Regions from separate parts of the Homo sapiens genome. Here region 2 is linked to region 1. The links are chromatin contacts, found by Hi-C or POLR2A ChIA-PET in ENCODE. All regions are on one chromosome and are shown on one strand. Each heading gives the region's core, a stretch centred on a gene start or an enhancer-like site at or near the end of the contact. The rest is flanking DNA. Distances are from core to core; before and after follow the strand shown. Region 1 overlaps CRTC3 (CREB regulated transcription coactivator 3). Region 2 holds the start of FES (FES proto-oncogene, tyrosine kinase).

Evidence for each region. A loop is a pair of places that touch in the nucleus more often than their neighbours do. ChIA-PET counts read pairs that join two places held with the same protein, here RNA polymerase II (POLR2A). Pooled maps may share reads with other maps.
Region 2: a pooled map shows a loop between it and region 1 (2.6-fold over the local background). The contact joins the promoter of FES here to the enhancer-like site in region 1. A Hi-C loop is called at or near these places in 2 of 50 pooled maps. POLR2A ChIA-PET finds 5 or more read pairs at or near these places in 2 of 52 experiments (T-cell and activated CD4-positive, alpha-beta T cell).

Annotation. Positions count from the first base shown.
Region 1 is chr15:90,569,357-90,576,659 of GRCh38, forward strand. The region is part of intron 2 of CRTC3 (CREB regulated transcription coactivator 3); the gene reads left to right. Among named protein-coding and RNA genes, the nearest start is that of CRTC3, 43 kb to the left of the region's middle. Within about 2 kb of position 2,040, at least 18 of the 41 ENCODE cell types and tissues checked have a DNase peak (open chromatin) inside an H3K27ac peak, as active enhancers do.
Region 2 is chr15:90,879,433-90,886,350 of GRCh38, forward strand. It overlaps FES (FES proto-oncogene, tyrosine kinase), which reads left to right and starts at 5,072. Exons shown (of 19, transcript NM_002005.4): 1 at 5,072-5,112; 2 at 5,605-5,826; 3 at 5,980-6,153. The coding sequence starts at 5,614. It overlaps FURIN (furin, paired basic amino acid cleaving enzyme), which reads left to right. Exons shown (of 16, transcript NM_002569.4): 10 at 12-112; 11 at 239-342; 12 at 435-552; 13 at 662-841; 14 at 1,259-1,383; 15 at 1,498-1,608; 16 at 1,854-4,025. The coding sequence ends at 2,446. RefSeq lists enhancers at 4,121-4,250, 5,788-6,217 and a silencer at 4,648-5,157.

The DNA.
Region 1 (7,303 bases), core at 790-3,289:
TTGCCCAGGCCGAAGTGCAGTGGTGTGATCTTGACTCCCTGCAGCCTCTGCCTCCCTGGTTCAAACGATTCTCCTGCCACAGCCTCCCAAGTAGCTGAGATCACAGGCATGCGCCACCACACCTGGCTAATTTTGTATTTTTAGTAGAGATGGGGTTTCACCATGTTGGCCAGGCTGGTCTCAAACTCCTGAGACATATACCTGTTGTAAATTGGTATACGTCTTTTTTGCTTTTTGTTTTAGAAACAGGATCTTGCTCTGTCACCCAGGCTGGAGTGCATAGGTGTGATCATAGCTCACTGCAACCTCAAATTTCAAGATTCAAGCAATCCTCCCATCTTAGCTTCTGAAGTAGCTGGGATTGTAGGTTCACCCCGCCATGCCTGGCTAATTTTTTATTTTTTGTAGAGACAGAGTCTCACTATATTGCCTAGGCTGACATCTTTTCAAAAACAGTTTTGGAATATATATAAAGGATGTTAAGATAGTAATATTATTTGACAGATTCTACTTTGGGGACACTATCCTAAGAAAGTAATTTAATATCTGAAAAGAAAACCTGTAGCCTGATAATGTTGTAATATTATTTATTATAGTGAGTAATTGATTTCAGTAAAATATGATCTATCAGCTCAGTGCAGTTTGAAATTATGAATGTAAAGACTTCAGCTACATGAAAAAATATATTACTATGTTGAACAAAATACTTAAAAAGGAATACAATTATATGGACTGATGGTTATAGGAGTATATGAAGTTTTCACACAGTTGCTAGGACATAACTTGTTTGTCTTTAGTGTCTTTTTGACATTGCCAAAAGCTTCTGACACTACTTTTTTAAAAATGTGGCTTAAAAAATTGTCAAGTAATGAGCAAAACAGAGACTCTACTTCTGTGCCTTAGTCTCATTGCCAGTTGCCAGCCTCTGATTTCAGGTGGGTGTGAGGGATGGAGGGACAATGAGGGATGAGGCAGGGCTCGGAGATGGTCTAAGAAGTCACTTGTATCTCATGTGGGTTTCTTCTCTCAAATTCTTGAGTTTCTCTTTATAGACCCTCATTAGAAAAGTCGGTTATGTGGGCATCAGTATGAGCCCTTACTCTTGACTCCACCACTGTTAGGGACATCCTCAGTGAAATCCCTGACAATTTCTTCAGTAATACATATGTTATATAACACTCCTTTATAATGATTTTTTTGGGGAAAGAATAGTAATTCTTTAGATGCTAACCCAGCCGGCTGTAAACAAATCATGGTTCTTTAAAAACCATGGCTCACACCTGTAATCCCAGCACTTTGGGAGGCTGAGGCAGGTGAATTACCTGAGGTCCGGATAACAGTAATGCATCCTCATAAGAGTTCAAGCCAGTAATTAATGAAATACAAAGCCAAAGTCCCCAGAAATGAGAGATGGTTTGTGATGAGAGAGGATCTGGGGTGTCTGTGGTCTGTTACACACATTACTTGATGATAAAAACAGTGATCTTTACTTTGGCTTACAAAAGGCTCGTGCTTCAGCAGAGTGCAGCAAAATGTTCCCTGACCAAAACGACTGTGTCTGAAGGGCACAGCTTGGGGGAATACAGCTATGAAAAAAACTACACGAGGAACAAAAACATTGGATGAAAATAGTGGTTGTATTTGGAAGGTAGAATTATAATCCTCCCCTTTTCTACGTTCCTAAATTGTCCATAATGTGGTTATATTTTTTTAATAATAAAAGTCCAATTTAACAAATATTTATTGGACACTGCGTGTCAGACACAATGCTTGATGCTGGAGATACAATGACCCAGACAGGCACAGTCACTGCTTGGCGGAACTTCAGTCCAGTGGGAGAGGCAGATGATTTTACAAGTCATTGTGACACCATGTGACAAACCCACAATAGAGGAGTTCAGAGAGTGGCTGGATTGTGTCCGAGTGGTGCCTAACCCAAACGGGTTGGGAGGAGGTCCCAGGAAAGGCTTCCTGGAGGAAGAGGTGACTAAGCTGGGACCTGAGGGCTATATAACTGAAGATTGGAGTGAGGAGTGTTCTAAGCAAAAGAAGCTGCATTTGGCAAAGCTTGGAGGAACTGAAAGTTTGGTGACACTGGAGCATAGATTGAGCATGAGAAGGGAGTGGTGAGAGATGAGGCTGGAGCTTGAAGTAGGAACCAGATCACAAAGGACTTTGCTTTCTTATTAAGGAATTTGGATTTTGTCCTAAGGCGGTGTAAAGCTATTGGAAGGATATTCATTTGCTTGCCTGCTTGCTCACTTATTTATTCTTCCAAATTTGTTGTAGAAACTCAAATAATATGGAAGCATGAAACATGAAAAGTAAAAGTCTCCCCTTCTCTACTTCACACCCTCCCCCCAGTTCTAATCCCCATGGTACCTATTGCTAAGTGTTTCATCTGCACCCTTTCTGCAGTTTTCTGGGAAGTATATGCAAGCGTGTGTGTGTATATACATATTTTCTTTCTACACAAATGGAATCATGCTATACTGAATAACTCCCATCTTAAAAGCAAAACTTGACTGGGTGCAGTGGCTCACACCTGTAATCCCAGCACTTTGGGAGGCCGAGGCAGGTGGATTACCTGAGGTCAGGAGTTCAAGACCAGCCTGGCCAACATGGTGAAATCCCATCTCTACTGAAAATACAAAAATTAGCTGGGCATGGTGGTGTGTGCCTGTAATCCCAGCTACTTGGGAGGCTGAGGCAGGAGAATTGCCTGAGCCCAAGAGGCGGAGGTTGCAGTGAGCCAAGATTGCGCCATCGTACTCCAGCGTGGCTGACAGAGCGAGATTCTTTCTCAAAAAAAAAAAAAAAAAAAAGGCAGAACTTGATACACCTTAGGTATCTTTCTATGTCAGTACCTAAAGATATATATTCTTTCTAATGACAGCAGCACAGCCATTTATGTAGCTATCCCATCATTTATATAACCAGTCTCTTATTGAGAGACAATTAGATTATGTCTAGTTTTTCACTATTACAGAGGAAAACTGCAGGGAACATTCTTGTTATGATATCGTGTTGGATATTTACATAAGGGTATTTGTGAGATATGTTCCTAGAAGTAAAATAGCTGGGTAAGAAGGGTTGTACATTTAAAATTAAGGTAGATATTACCGTATTATTCCCTGTTAAGGTGATATCAATTTCTACTCTCACCAACATATGAGTGTCTGTTCTTTCATATACTCTTCCCCACTGGATATATCCTTTTTTTGATTTCTATTTTTTGAGATGGAGTCTCACTCTGTCACCCAGGCTGGAGTGCAGTAGTGCAATCTTGGCTTACTGTAACTTCCACCTCCCGGGTTCAAGCAGTTCTCCTGCCTCAGCCTCCTGAGTAGCTGGGATTACAGCTGTGCGTCACCATACCCAGCTAATTTTTGTATTTTTAGTAGAGACGGGGTTTCACCATGTTGGCCAGGCTGGTCTTAAACTCCTGACCTCAGGTGATCTGCCCACCTTGGCCTCCCAAAGTGCTGGGATTACAGGCGTGAGCCACCATGCCCCGCCAATATATCCATTTTTTAAAAAAACTGTGGTTAAAAAACACATAACTTAAAACTTAACATCTTGATTTATTTTTAAGTTTACAGTTCATTAGTGTTAAGTATATTCACATTGTTGTGTAAAACAGATCTCCAGAACTTTTTCATCTTGCAAAGCAGAAACTCTGTACCTATTAACAACTCCCCATGCCACCTCCCACTAGCTCCTGAATCACCATTCTACTTTCTGTTTCTATGAATTTAACTATTCTAGGTGTCTCGTACAAGTTAAATTACACACTATTTGTCTTTTTGTACCAGCTTATTTCACTTAGCATAATGGGTAGAAACAAGTCACAGGTGTTGCCTCTACTCAAGGGCGGGGATTCCACAAAGGCGTGAACACCAGGAGGTGGACATCATTGTGGGATACCTTGGAGTCTGTCTACCGTAATCTTCCTTGTATATTCCAAATATTTTCTCCATCTAGTAGTTTTTGTTTGGGAGTTTTATGCTCTAATTTGTATGAGTTAAATGTGTTGGTCTTTCTGTGACTGCTGTGTTACAATTTCTAGTATGTTTAGAGTGGCCTTAATCATGCCAAGATTTCTTAAACATTCACCCGTTTTTCATCCATATTGTATTCTAATGCTATTATTACTTTGGAATTTATTTTGATGTGAGATTTGAGAGAGGGTTCCCATTTTTTTTTTCCTCTGTAGCTAATCTATTGTCTCAATTCTTGAATAATTTCTTTTTTACATAGCTTGTTCTGTTTTTTACTGTTTTTTTTCCCATTGATATGGCTACCTATTCCTCTGTCCATTTCCACATCAGTATATTATTGTAACTTTGTAATATGTTCTTTGATTTTACTTTTAGTTATGTTTTTAGGCAGATACATATGAACATACATTCATGTGGTCTAAGATTAAAGATAAGCAAAAAGTGCAGTGAACAGTATCCTCTCCATCTCTGTCCTAGCCACCCAGTTCACTCCCCACAGGTGCAACCACTGTTGTCACGTTTATTTATTCCTTCAGGAATATTTTATGTATGTATCAGCAAATGTGAATATATAGTCCACCTCATGCCACACTTTTCTCTGAAGATAGTTGACCATACACATGTCTGTACCTTGCTTGAATGAAGTTAAGTGAATAAAGTTAAGTGAATAATACATCTTGGAGATCTTCCCATGTCAGTTCACAAAGTACACCTTTATCTGTTTTAAAAATTAGTACACAGTATTCTTTTATATGACTTTGTCATAATTTATTCAGCTAGTTCCCTATTAATGAACATTTAAGTAATTTACAGATTTTAAAAAAATATATAAACTTATTGGCCGGGCGTGGTGGCTCACACCTGTAATCCCAGCACTTTGGGAGGCCGAGGTTGGTAGATCACGAGGTCAAGAGATCGAGAGCATCCTGGTCAACATGGTGAAACCCTGTCTCTACTAAAAATACAAAAAATTAGCTGGGTGTGGTGGTGCGCACCTGTAGTCCCAGCTACTCAGGAGGCTGAGGCAGGAGGATAGCTTGAACCTGAGAGGCGGAGGTTGCAGTGAGCCGAGATCGCGCCACTGTACTCTAGCCTGGTGACAGAGCGAGACTCTGTCTCAAAACAAAACAAAACAAAAAAACTATGCTTCAATGAACAACATTATGCACATACAGTTTCATACATATACAGGTATAGCTGCAAGAAAAATGACTAGAAGTGAAGTTGCTGGGGCACAAGCATATGCATGTGTAGTTTTAGTAGATATTGTCAGTTCACCCTCCCTAGAAGTTGTACATTCCTCTCTGCTGTATATGAAAGTGCCTGTTTGCCCACATCCTCCCCAACTCAGTGTTTTGTCAAACTGTTTGATCTCTGTTAGTCTACATAGTAGAAAAATTATGTTTCTGTTTAGTTTTAATTTGTGCATTTTTCTTATGAGTAACGTGTGTTTTTTCCTGTTTATGAACCATTTGTATTATGTTTACCGTGAACAATCTGTTCATATCTTTTGCCTTTAATTCTTTTGTGTGGTTGATCTTTTTCTTACTGATTTTTAGGAGTTTTTATATATTAGAAAAACTAGCCATTTATCTGTGATATGAGATGTAAATATTTTCCACATTTGCCACTTGTCATTTGACTTTCTTTATACTGAAATTTTTTTTCTAACAGACATTACAATTTTTTCATGTATCAAAAGTTAATGTTGGCTGGATGCAGTGGCTCACTCCTGTAATCCCAGCACTTTGGGAGGCTGAGGTGGGTGGATCACCTGAGGTCAGCAGTTCGAGACCAGCCTGGCCAACTGAGTGAAACCCCCGTCTCTGCTAAAAATATAAAAATTAGATGGGCGTTGTGGCAGGTGCCTGCAATTCCAGCTACTCAAGAGGCTGAGGCGGGAAAATCGCTTGAACCCGGGAGGCGGAGGTTGCAGTGAGCCAAGATTGTGCCATTGCACTCTAGACTGGGCTAGAAGGATGAAACTCCGTCTCAAAAAAAAGAAAAGTTAATGCCTTTTTGGTTGCTCCCAGGTTTTTTGTTATAGTTAGAAAGTTATCTTCTTTTGTTTTTGCTAACACTTTATACCTTTATTTTCAAATATAAAATCTTTGATCCATCATGTGCTTATGCCAGTGTAAGGTATGCAGTGTGAATCTGGCTTATTTTTTTTCCACTTTGCTAGCTAGTTGTCTCAACACTATTTATGAATAATCATCTTTTCTCCGATAGTTTAAATGCTACTTCCATCATAAACTAAATTCTCATAGTTTGATTGGATTTTGAGACTTCCTATTCTCTTTTATTAATCTGCGTGTCTATTCATACACCAGAATCACACTATTTTAATTAATGATTATAGCTTCATATTATATTTTAGAAACCTGGTAAGATTAATTCACTTTCATGCTGCTTTTCGGTGATTTTTCTAGGCTATTCTTGCATGTTTATTTTTCCAGATGAACTTTATTTATTTATTTATTCTCTTTACACCAGTGTTACTGCCAACCAAATGAACTTTAAAATCGGCTTGTTGAGGTCTTTTTAAAAAATGCTTTTATTATTGGGTTTTATGCAGCTAAGGATATGATCAGATTTGTGTTTTAGGAAGATTATTCTGACTGCAGGGTAGAACTAGGTTGGAGGAAACAAGATTAGAGACAAAAAGACCAATGACAAGATTGTTGCAGTAATCCAGGGGAGAATGGATAGATGAGGAGTTGAGGATAGTATTGGGTTCAAGAGGTGTTTAGAAAGTCAAAATGGCCAGGTGCACTGGCCTGCATCTGTAGTCCCAGCTACTCAGGAGGCTGAGGTGGGAGGACCACTTGAGCCCAGGAAATTGAGGCCAGCCTAGGCAACACAATGAGACTCCATCTCTAAAATATAAATAAATAATACAATACAATAAATAAAAATAAATAGATGGTCAAAATGACCAGACTTGGTGATGACTGAGATGTGCAGGGATGAGGAGGAAGCACTCAAGGATGACCCCAAACTTTCTGGGTTAGGCCGTCGAGTGGCGCCATTCCCAGCGATTTGAAACACACGAGATAGGGGCTGGTTTAGGAGGAAGATGGCAAATTCACTTCTAAATATATTGAGTTTGAGGTGCCTGCAGGTAGTCCTAGAAGAGTGTGGTCCAGTGGGCTGTTGAATGTATAAGTCTGAAGCTCTGGAGAGACATCTGGGCTAGAGAGATGGAGTGATATGACAGAGCCCTGAGGAACCCCAGCACTAAAGGATGGTCAGGAAGTTCAGGAGTGTGCGAAGAAGACTGGAAAGAAACACTCAGAGAG
Region 2 (6,918 bases), core at 3,822-6,321, 310 kb after region 1:
CTTCCTGGCAGGTGACGACTGACTTGCGGCAGAAGTGCACGGAGTCTCACACGGGCACCTCAGCCTCTGCCCCCTTAGCAGCCGGCATCATTGCTCTCACCCTGGAGGCCAAGTAAGTGGGTGGGGGCCAGCGGCAACCCTGTCCCTACCAGCACTCTCTGTAGGGCAGCCCTTAGGGCAGCTGGAGAGCTGCTCCCAAAAAAGACTGATCCCCAGCCTCTCCCTTCCTTCTTTGCAGTAAGAACCTCACATGGCGGGACATGCAACACCTGGTGGTACAGACCTCGAAGCCAGCCCACCTCAATGCCAACGACTGGGCCACCAATGGTGTGGGCCGGAAAGGTGAGGGCAGGCTGGCCCGGCAGGCTGGATGTGGAGTTAGGTAGAAGGCACTCTGTGCCTGACAGCTGACCCTACCTTCCCTGTCCCCACAGTGAGCCACTCATATGGCTACGGGCTTTTGGACGCAGGCGCCATGGTGGCCCTGGCCCAGAATTGGACCACAGTGGCCCCCCAGCGGAAGTGCATCATCGACATCCTCACCGAGCCCAAGTGAGGGCTGGACCCAGGCTGGGAGGGGGCCAGTGGGACCTGAGAGTCGCAGGGGGTGCCCGCTGGTCCCTCTGGGCCAGGCTGACCATCATGGTGCTCTCCTGCACAGAGACATCGGGAAACGGCTCGAGGTGCGGAAGACCGTGACCGCGTGCCTGGGCGAGCCCAACCACATCACTCGGCTGGAGCACGCTCAGGCGCGGCTCACCCTGTCCTATAATCGCCGTGGCGACCTGGCCATCCACCTGGTCAGCCCCATGGGCACCCGCTCCACCCTGCTGGCAGCCAGGTGCTTGCTCTGTCCCTGCCCGCCCTGCCCAGCGCCGCCGCCTCTCACAGCCCGCGTGCTTGCCTTTGCTCGCTCACACGGCCCAGGGGGCACTGAGTGCTACTCAGTGGGGCACTCTTGGCATTTTGGGAGGGACAATTTTGTCCTGTGGGACTGTCCCATGTTGCAGGAATCCCTGGCTTGCAACCATTTAATGTCAGTAGTGTGCCCCACCTTGTGCGGTGCCTGTGTACCTTTCTAGAATCCCCCAGTTGAGCACGTCTGGCTCACTGAGAAACAGCCAAGCCAGCAGGCACTTCTGGCCCCATGGGGTTGGTCTGCGTGGGGGAAGGGTGTGTGGCCCATGTGCTGTGGGTTAGATGTCCCTGGCTTGGGGTCCCGCAGAGGCCTCAGGGCTGTGTGCACTCCCCTCCCCAGGCCACATGACTACTCCGCAGATGGGTTTAATGACTGGGCCTTCATGACAACTCATTCCTGGGATGAGGATCCCTCTGGCGAGTGGGTCCTAGAGATTGAAAACACCAGCGAAGCCAACAACTATGGTACTGGGGGCACTTGAGGGGTAGGGGTACGAGGTGGAGGGCTGGCAGGATCTCGAGCACTGGGTGTGGTGCCAGCACTGTCTTAACTCTTGCCTCCTCCCCGCTCTGGAACAGGGACGCTGACCAAGTTCACCCTCGTACTCTATGGCACCGCCCCTGAGGGGCTGCCCGTACCTCCAGAAAGCAGTGGCTGCAAGACCCTCACGTCCAGTCAGGCCTGTGTGGGTCAGTAGTGGGTGCTGTTGGGCTTTGGGGGCCTGAGTCTGGGGGTAAGGCGGGTGCCTGTCCTGAAGCCCAGCTCTAACAGAAAAAAGTCTCAAGAGACCTAGGGCCCCTGGGGCTCTTGGGATGACCACAGTCCTGGGGCTGGAGGATCCTGGGGATGTGGTGACTTGGCTTGGGGCTGCTGTGGTCCTGGGGCTACAGTCTGTTTAGCTGACACACACTTGCCCTCTCTCCCACGCCGGCAGTGTGCGAGGAAGGCTTCTCCCTGCACCAGAAGAGCTGTGTCCAGCACTGCCCTCCAGGGTTCGCCCCCCAAGTCCTCGATACGCACTATAGCACCGAGAATGACGTGGAGACCATCCGGGCCAGCGTCTGCGCCCCCTGCCACGCCTCATGTGCCACATGCCAGGGGCCGGCCCTGACAGACTGCCTCAGCTGCCCCAGCCACGCCTCCTTGGACCCTGTGGAGCAGACTTGCTCCCGGCAAAGCCAGAGCAGCCGAGAGTCCCCGCCACAGCAGCAGCCACCTCGGCTGCCCCCGGAGGTGGAGGCGGGGCAACGGCTGCGGGCAGGGCTGCTGCCCTCACACCTGCCTGAGGTGGTGGCCGGCCTCAGCTGCGCCTTCATCGTGCTGGTCTTCGTCACTGTCTTCCTGGTCCTGCAGCTGCGCTCTGGCTTTAGTTTTCGGGGGGTGAAGGTGTACACCATGGACCGTGGCCTCATCTCCTACAAGGGGCTGCCCCCTGAAGCCTGGCAGGAGGAGTGCCCGTCTGACTCAGAAGAGGACGAGGGCCGGGGCGAGAGGACCGCCTTTATCAAAGACCAGAGCGCCCTCTGATGAGCCCACTGCCCACCCCCTCAAGCCAATCCCCTCCTTGGGCACTTTTTAATTCACCAAAGTATTTTTTTATCTTGGGACTGGGTTTGGACCCCAGCTGGGAGGCAAGAGGGGTGGAGACTGCTTCCCATCCTACCCTCGGGCCCACCTGGCCACCTGAGGTGGGCCCAGGACCAGCTGGGGCGTGGGGAGGGCCGTACCCCACCCTCAGCACCCCTTCCATGTGGAGAAAGGAGTGAAACCTTTAGGGCAGCTTGCCCCGGCCCCGGCCCCAGCCAGAGTTCCTGCGGAGTGAAGAGGGGCAGCCCTTGCTTGTTGGGATTCCTGACCCAGGCCGCAGCTCTTGCCCTTCCCTGTCCCTCTAAAGCAATAATGGTCCCATCCAGGCAGTCGGGGGCTGGCCTAGGAGATATCTGAGGGAGGAGGCCACCTCTCCAAGGGCTTCTGCACCCTCCACCCTGTCCCCCAGCTCTGGTGAGTCTTGGCGGCAGCAGCCATCATAGGAAGGGACCAAGGCAAGGCAGGTGCCTCCAGGTGTGCACGTGGCATGTGGCCTGTGGCCTGTGTCCCATGACCCACCCCTGTGCTCCGTGCCTCCACCACCACTGGCCACCAGGCTGGCGCAGCCAAGGCCGAAGCTCTGGCTGAACCCTGTGCTGGTGTCCTGACCACCCTCCCCTCTCTTGCACCCGCCTCTCCCGTCAGGGCCCAAGTCCCTGTTTTCTGAGCCCGGGCTGCCTGGGCTGTTGGCACTCACAGACCTGGAGCCCCTGGGTGGGTGGTGGGGAGGGGCGCTGGCCCAGCCGGCCTCTCTGGCCTCCCACCCGATGCTGCTTTCCCCTGTGGGGATCTCAGGGGCTGTTTGAGGATATATTTTCACTTTGTGATTATTTCACTTTAGATGCTGATGATTTGTTTTTGTATTTTTAATGGGGGTAGCAGCTGGACTACCCACGTTCTCACACCCACCGTCCGCCCTGCTCCTCCCTGGCTGCCCTGGCCCTGAGGTGTGGGGGCTGCAGCATGTTGCTGAGGAGTGAGGAATAGTTGAGCCCCAAGTCCTGAAGAGGCGGGCCAGCCAGGCGGGCTCAAGGAAAGGGGGTCCCAGTGGGAGGGGCAGGCTGACATCTGTGTTTCAAGTGGGGCTCGCCATGCCGGGGGTTCATAGGTCACTGGCTCTCCAAGTGCCAGAGGTGGGCAGGTGGTGGCACTGAGCCCCCCCAACACTGTGCCCTGGTGGAGAAAGCACTGACCTGTCATGCCCCCCTCAAACCTCCTCTTCTGACGTGCCTTTTGCACCCCTCCCATTAGGACAATCAGTCCCCTCCCATCTGGGAGTCCCCTTTTCTTTTCTACCCTAGCCATTCCTGGTACCCAGCCATCTGCCCAGGGGTGCCCCCTCCTCTCCCATCCCCCTGCCCTCGTGGCCAGCCCGGCTGGTTTTGTAAGATGCTGGGTTGGTGCACAGTGATTTTTTTCTTGTAATTTAAACAGGCCCAGCATTGCTGGTTCTATTTAATGGACATGAGATAATGTTAGAGGTTTTAAAGTGATTAAACGTGCAGACTATGCAAACCAGGCCCAGTCTCCAGTGTGGTACCGTTGCTCCTGCATCGCAGCTGAGGATAGGGGGCCAGTTAGGCCTACACAGTGGCCTGCCTGCCTGGATGTGGGCCCAAGTCAGAAGGCCAAAGTCCTCCAAGGGGCGGGAGGATGCGCCAGCCCCTAGTGGAGGAGCTGGTGCCCCTGGGGTGGGGCTGGTGACCCCTGGTCCTCAGGAGCTGAGCACTAAACTCCCAAAGTCCTGGTTTCCAGCAGTGTGAAGAACTGGGCCTATTGTGTCTTCCTGGGCTGAAGTGATCTGGTCGCCACAGGCTATAGGGCTGAGGCCTAAGGTGGAGGGAGGCCTGACTGAATCAAGATGACTTCTTGTGGGGAGCCTGAGTCCCAAATGGAAAACTCCACGCCTGTCCGCTCCCCAACCCCTGCCCCTTGATTTCCCCAGGTCTCCCTTGGGACAGGAAGCCCCTGCCTGGGGGTAGGAGGATGGGGACAAAACCACTAGGATCTGTATCCGAGAAGCAGTCTCTGTTCGGGATATTTACTTGGAAATTTTATTCAAATGGAAGCTGGCGCCTGAGCCTCTCCTTAGGGAATTCCGTGAGGTGGGGAGGGCTGGGACCAGGGTTCCCTCTTTCTCTTCTGCGGTGGCCCTGGCCTGGTGCTAGGACTGCGCGCCTCCCCTCAGTACCCGCGGACACCCTGGGCTTCCCTGGGCCCAGCATCTGCCTGGGGCCTCGCCCTGGGCTCCCCCTCCTGACCCCCACCTTGCGCCCCTTCCCGGTGTTCCCGGGGCGCTGCCGGGCCCTGGGGCCTGCGGGGCGCGGGCGGCTCTTGGCTGGGCCATTCTTTCCCGGCCCCCTCCTCCCTTCCGTTTCCGTGGCCGTGCGGCCGGCTAGAGGCTGCGGCCCAGCGCGGAGCAGGGGGGCTGGCAGGCGTCGGGGCGGTCGGGCCGGTCCCGCCCGCCCCTTCCCCTCCACAGGCCCGCCCCGGGGCCTGGGCCAACTGAAACCGCGGGAGGAGGAAGCGCGGAATCAGGAACTGGCCGGGGTCCGCACCGGGCCTGAGTCGGTCCGAGGCCGTCCCAGGAGCAGCTGCCCGTGCGGGTACCTCTAGCCCCGGGGCCTGGAGGAGCGGTGGGAGCTGGGGGCGCGGCAGGCAGGGGCAGAGCAGGCGTTCCGAGGGCCAGAGACCCACCCAGGTGGGGGTAGGGGCCGCGGAAGGGCGGGGATGGCCGCAGGGGCAGGGCTCAGGCTGTGGGCGCCTGAGGCTTCAGCTGGGGCAGGCTTGGCCTGTCGAGGACCTGGGCAAGGGTGTCCCTGTAAGGGGTGGTGGGTGGAAGGGCCTGGGGAGGGAGGCTCCAGGTTGGCTCCTGTTCCCGAACGTGCGGAGGAGACCCTGACGCTAAGGAAGCAATGAGGGCCAGTCCCCAGGCCAGGCTGCTGCTGGGTACCCATGGCTGCGTGTGAGCGAGGCAGGACCCCACCTCCTCCCCGTCTGCAGTCCATCCTGACCCTACAGTCCCCAGTCTCCTCGTCCCATGCCTCCGTCTCCAGCTGCTGCCTTGCCTCCAGGGATGGCCCCTTTTCTGTCCCCAGAACAGCACTATGGGCTTCTCTTCCGAGCTGTGCAGCCCCCAGGGCCACGGGGTCCTGCAGCAAATGCAGGAGGCCGAGCTTCGTCTACTGGAGGGCATGAGAAAGTGGATGGCCCAGCGGGTCAAGAGTGACAGGGAGTATGCAGGACTGCTTCACCACATGTCCCTGCAGGACAGTGGGGGCCAGAGCCGGGCCATCAGCCCTGACAGCCCCATCAGTCAGGTGGGTCTCTATGGGACTCTGGTGGGTGCTGGCTGTATCTGCCTTCTCCTTCCTCTCCTGGGGGCCCTCTGGGGCAGTGGCTGGAGATCTGGCAGGCCAATGCTTGGGAGCCATTGTGCCCCCCTCCCTGCCTCCCCCATCTGTGCTGTATAGTCCTGGGCTGAGATCACCAGCCAAACTGAGGGCCTGAGCCGCTTGCTGCGGCAGCACGCAGAGGATCTGAACTCAGGGCCCCTGAGCAAGCTGAGCCTGCTCATCCGGGAACGGCAGCAGCTTCGCAAGACCTACAGCGAGCAGTGGCAGCAGCTGCAGCAGGAGCTCACCAAGGTGAGCGGGCAGCACTGGGGCTTCGGTCATTTCTGTCTAAATTTTGAGCCTCGAAGGGGTTGTTTTGCACAAGAGGCCCTGGATTCACTGGGGAAGTGTAAGTCCCTGACCGCAGGCCTGGCTTGCTCTAACCTTGATGCAGCTTCCTCTCTTCCTTCCCCTACGTTGAGCTGGCTTGCAGCAAGGCCTCTCTGTGCTTTTTCTGTGCCTGGGCAAAGTGCTGGGAGTGTAAGGATGAGTGACCGGTCACGTGCCTGGGAGAAGCTCAGAATCGGTACTCGCCTCCACACTGTGCCATCTGGCTCTGGGTTCTGAGAGTCAGGGAGAGGAATGAGGGTCAGTCTGTTTGCCTTCGACCTAGGCAGCCTCCTCTCAGGGCCCCAGAGACTGGGCAGCAGCATGGCCCCCCGAAGGTCGAGGATTCGGGCCGTGAAGTCAGCCTGCCTAGGTTTGAATCCCACCCAGCTCCTCAGTCTAGAGGCTGTGTGATTTGGAACTATTTATCTGGGAGCCTAGTGCCCCCATTCAGTGTGCTGGTCACCCTCCCTGCACCACACCCCTTCCTCAAGTGCAGAGCCCAGCCTTGCCATGGACCCACAGCGGCCCCTGGTGGCCACCCTGGCCCCATTCCTCGCCCCAAAAGATCATCTGATTCAAGGGTGGGCCCATTTTTATAAAGTTTTGCTGGAACACAGCTATGCCCTTTTGTTTTCATATTGTCTGTGACTACAATGACAGAGTTGAGTAATTGTGACAGAGGCTCTA